2 separate regions of the Homo sapiens genome follow, and region 1 is linked to region 2. The links are chromatin loops, found by intact Hi-C in ENCODE. Cell type or tissue: lower leg skin. All regions are shown on one strand. Region 1 has its middle 24 kb from the start of ELDR. Region 2 overlaps LANCL2 (LanC like glutathione S-transferase 2).

The links. Peaks named below come from ENCODE experiments on the same cell type or tissue, not always from the same donor. Only the 100,000 strongest peaks of a DNase experiment are listed, where the experiment ranks them.
Region 1: it touches region 2 in a loop (12-fold over the local background); 106 of 110 quality-filtered maps call a loop at or near these places.

The regions. Positions count from the first base shown.
Region 1 is chr7:55,278,819-55,281,318 of GRCh38, forward strand. No RefSeq gene overlaps it. Among named protein-coding and RNA genes, the nearest start is that of ELDR, 24 kb to the left of the region's middle. In lower leg skin, a CTCF peak has its summit at 1,319 (motif pointing right); a DNase peak (open chromatin) is centred at 1,303.
Region 2 is chr7:55,414,102-55,416,601 of GRCh38, forward strand. The region is part of intron 6 of LANCL2 (LanC like glutathione S-transferase 2); the gene reads left to right. Among named protein-coding and RNA genes, the nearest start is that of LANCL2, 50 kb to the left of the region's middle. In lower leg skin, no CTCF peak of the experiment used is centred here; a DNase peak (open chromatin) is centred at 1,260.

The DNA of each region.
Region 1 (2,500 bases), 140 kb before region 2:
TGCCTCTTCTGAGATTCCGGTGGCTCCCAGCAATCCCTCGGCTCCTCGGCTTGTGGACGCATCGCTCCAGCCCCTCCTGCACACGGGCTTCCCCTCTGTGTGTCTCTGCGTCTCTTTCTGTCATCTTATAAATCACATTTGAAGACCCACCCAAATCCAGGATGAACTCAACTAATTATATCTGCAAAGACCTTATTTCCAAATACAGAAATTTGTCACATTCTGAGGTCCTGGGTGGAGATGGATTTTGAGAGTCACTATTCACCCTATTACACTGAGTCTTTGAGAGGTTTAAGAAATTACCTAAGTTTCCACAACAAATAAAAAGGTGGCTGAAATGGGGTTTGAATCCCCGGAGTAAAGCTGCCCCTGTAGCCCACAGTGGTGTCAGCAGCCCGAGGGCTGAACAGCTCTAACCTCTTCCCCCGCCGCCCAAGAAACTGCACTACCACCGCCATTTTGAGTCAGAGAGACAGAACCCAGTAGAGAACACAGGGCGGGTCTCAGAGAAGAACACTGCCTGGGATACAGGGCAGGTCTCAGAGCAGGGCCCAGGCTGGAACACAGAGCAGGTCTCCAAGAAGAACCCAGGCTGGAATACAGGGCAGGTCTCAGAGCAGGACCCAGGCTGGAACGCAGGGCAGGTCTCAGAGAAGAACCCAGGCTGGATCTCGGATCTGGGCCCAGGCTGGAACACAGGGTGGGTCTCAGAGCAGGGCCCAGGCTAGAATACGGGGCAGATCTTGGAGCAGGGCTCAGGCTGGAACATGGGGCAGATCTCAGAGAAGAACCCAGGCTGCGTCTCAGAGCAGGGCCCAGGCTGGAATGCAGGGCAGGTCTCAGAGCAGAGTCCTGGGGACAGCAGCACCAATGGCTCTTCCCAAGTGGCCTGAGTGAGCTGGGAGGGCTCTTTTAACTCTGCAAGCCTCGGGTCCGTCTTGAGGCTCATGGGAGATTCCGTACACCTCCTAGGCATCCCAAGAAGTGTTTTCCCCAGATATTTGTTTCTTCCTTAACGCTAGATTTGCTGCCACCCTCTAATTAATGGGATCTATCTTTCAAGAAAATTTCTCTTCAGTCTTCTCTCTGGACTCCCCACTTCCTCTCTGGCAGTCCCAAGCCATTCTAAATTAGATTTTCATATTCCTTCCCCAGATGTTTAATTCTCCTAATGAGCATTTTCTAGCTCAGGCCTGCACTGCTGTAGCCTGTAGGGTCCCTGAGGGGTGCCCATGGGGAAGGCGGTGCTCTTCAGGGCTTGGAGTGGGTTTTAATATTTAAATCTTCACAGCAATGCCGACACTAGATGGCAGTGGTTCCTAATTATTGGGGGTTCCAGGCAGGCTTGCCTTCTTCCTGTGCTGCCCAGGGAGGTCAGACCTCCCTGAGATGGGAAGAAGTGGGTCATTCCCACCCCACCAACCCCCTCCTGCAGACCCAGACCCAGAAAGCTCAGCCCGGGTGAGGAAGAAAGGAAAGCCCCAAGAGGAAAGATGTGAAGCAATGAACTTGACATGGGGCTGTTGATTTCCTCTCCAAGTGCCTCAGACAGATCCACCCCTGAGAGGCCCTTACAGAATGATCCTCTCCAAGTGCCTCAGACAGATCCACCCCTGAGAGGCCCTTACAGAATGATCCTCTCCAGGGGAGGCTCAGAAGCTGTAGCCATTGCCTGGCAAGATTTTAGGAGCCTCCCCTGCCTCACCCCCACCCCTTATCCCCCACAGGTAGGAAAGTCCTTGGGAAAGGCAACTCAGCAGTGTTCATCAAAAGCCCTCAAAATGTCATATGATCACTTTATATGTAGGAATTTGTTGTAAGATTAGAAGTGAATAAGTCAACAAGAATATATGTTTGGGAGGCCAAGGCAGGCAGATTGTTTGAGCTCAGGAGTTTGAGACCAGCCTGGACAACATGGCAAAACCCAGTCTCTACAAAAAATACAAAAGTTAGCCAGGTATGGTGGTGCAAGCCTGTAGTCCTAACCACTTGGGGGCTGAGGTGGGAAAATCACTTGAGCCCAGAAAGTCGAGGCTGCAGTGAGCTGAGATCACACCACTGCACTCTAGCCTGGGTGACAGAGTGAGAACTTGTCTCAAAAAAAAAAAAGGGAACGAGAAAGAGAAAGAAAAAAGAAAACAGAATATTCATTGTACACTTATTTATAGTAGTGCGAATTTGGAAATTGCGTAAATTATACAACTGTTAAAAGAAAAACTTCAGCCAATTAAAAGAGTTTATTTGAGAAATGAACCATTCACAAATTGGGCAGTCCCCAGAATCACAGCAGGCTCAGAGAGACTCCAGGGTTTCCTTGTGGTCAGAAAAAAATTATAGTCAAAAAAAGGGAAATGACATACAAAAATCAGCAGTGAGGTACAGAACAGCTGGATTGGTTACAGGTTGGTGTTTGCCTTATTTGAACACCGTTTGAACACTCAGCAGTGCATGAATGGTTGAAGAATGGCTGCTGGGATTGGCCAGGTCTCAGCTATTGTTA
Region 2 (2,500 bases):
TAATATGGTCTTAGAATTGGGGGTAAAAATACATCTTCTTCATAGTATAAACTACAGAAAATAAGTGTAGACTAAAGCTCTCTGCCAGCGGAGAAACAGACCCTGCGCCGTGGAGTCTGCACATCTGTTTGCGTCTCTGAGCAGAGGGCGAGGTTTGTGTTTGACCAAGGCAGGGGGTTCAGTGGGGGAGGCAAAACTAGGGAAGTACAGCTCTACACTGTTTTCTCTCAAGTTACAGTTAAGTTGAGAGGGCCTCCATTTATTAAAGCTGTCTCTTAAAATTAGGTAGGAAATGTTCAAGTTTTATGTAATAACAAGCTCTAACATTTTCTTCTCCTGGCATATGAAGTCCTAAGTTGTTCAGGCATGCTTATGAAGGTGTAAAGTGTTCAAGTACTTGAAAAAATATTATTAATTATCCTTTACAAAGAAAACTGTAAGTTCAGTCCAGACTCACAAAATTTATTTTCCCTCCCTGTAGATGCTCATCATGTGTTAGTATTTAGTAGGGTATATACTCTTCTGTGTAGGAACGTGTATTACTTGTTAATTTAAAGTTATGTGGTATTTTAGATGGCCTTAAAATGTAAAGGTTTGGCCAGACACTGTGGCTCACACCTGTAATCCCAGCACTTTGGGAGGCCAAGGCAGGAGGGTTGCTTGAGCCCAGGAGTTGGAGATCAGCCTGGGCAACATGGCAAAACCATGTCTCTACTAAAAAAAAATACAAAAATTATCTGGGTGTGGTGGCACGCACCTGTAGTCCCAGGTACCTAGGAGGCTGAGGTGGAAGGATGGTTTGAGCCTGGGAGGCGGAGGTTGCAGTGAGCTATGATCATGCCACTGCACTCCAGCCTGGGTGACACAGCAAGACCCTACCTCAAAAAAAAAAAAAAAAAAGAAAAGAAAAGAAAAAGGCAAGGTTTTAACAATATTCTACATTGTATTAGGAATTTTATTAATTGTGAATGATTTTCTAACAAATTACATCTGACAAAAAATCATGGGTAATGGTGGCAAATTCTTCCTTCTATTCACGTTTTGAGTTCTAGGGCATTAGGAATTTGTGTGGGTTTAGCCACTGTAAACAAATACATTTGTTAAATGAGATTGTATTTGGAAAGGTAAATGCAATGTCCAAAAAAAGCATATAATACCCCCACCAGGGTGACACGAGTGCAGTCCTTAGATGCTGAACTGAATCTGGCAGCAGCCACAGCATCACTGCTTGTGCCCACACGCCTGCCCTGGGAAGCCCCAGAGAGAACTGCATTGGGAGTGCCCCCTGGTGGCCAACTATTGTATATATGTCAGAAAATGCTTTCATACAAATTCTGTTCCCGAAGCTTGTTTGCAAGTTGATTATTTGAAACATGGAATGTTTTTCTAGGGGTATCAGAATTACTTGAAAAGTTTTTTTAAGCTATACTTTTTTTCCTCCTTACTCAAGATTCTGATACCTTCTTAATTTTAAGCATCACTTAAATAAATGTACCATAGTTTATCATTGTTTTTCTTTCTTTTTTTTGAGACACAGTGTCGCTCTGTCTCCCAGGCTGGAGTGTGCAGTGGCGCAGTTTTGGCTCACTACAACCTTTGCCTCCTGGGTTCAGGTGGTTCTTGTGTGTTAGCCTCCCAAGTAGCTGGGATTACAGGCACACGTCACCATGCCTGGCTAATTTTTTGTATTTTTAGTAGAGACGGGGTTTCACCATGTTGCCCAGGCTAGTCTTGAACTCCTGACCTTAGGTGATCTGCCTGCCTTGGCCTCCAAAACTGCTGGGATTACGGGCATGAGCCACTGTGTCCGGCCAGTTTATCATTGTTTTTCATCGGTTTCCAGGTTTTGGCTATTAGGAACAAGCTGCTATGAACATTCTTGCACAGGTCTGTCTAGAGACACATGTCTTCATTTCTTTTGGGTTAATATCTAGGAGTAGAATTACTGGATCGGAGGGTAGGTGTATGTTTAGTTTTAGAAATTGCCACTTTTTCCACAAGTTCTGGTTGTTCTGCATCTGCCAACACTTGATGTTGAAAGTCTTTTTAATTTTAATTATTTTGGTGGGTATTTCATTGTGGTTTTATTTGTATCTTCCTGATTGACCAGGGTTGATTAATGTTGCATGTGCTCATGGGCCAATTGTGTATCTTCCTTTGTTGACTGTCTCTTCATATCTTCTTCTTATTATTATTATTTTTTGAGACAGGGTCTTGCACTGTCACCCAGGCTGGAGTGCAGTGGTGGATCTTGGCTCACTGTAGCCTCGACCTTCAGGGCTCAGGTGATCCTCCCACTTCAACCTTCCAAGTAGCTGGGGACTACAGGCACGTGCCACCACACCTGGCTAAATCTTTTTATTTTTGTAGGGGTCTTGTTTTTTGCCCAGGCTGGTTTCGAACTCGTGGACTCAAGCAATCTTCCTGTCTTGGTCTCCCAAAGTGCTGGAATTATAGGTGTGAGCCACTGTGCCCAGCCTGTCTCTTCGTGTGTTTTACC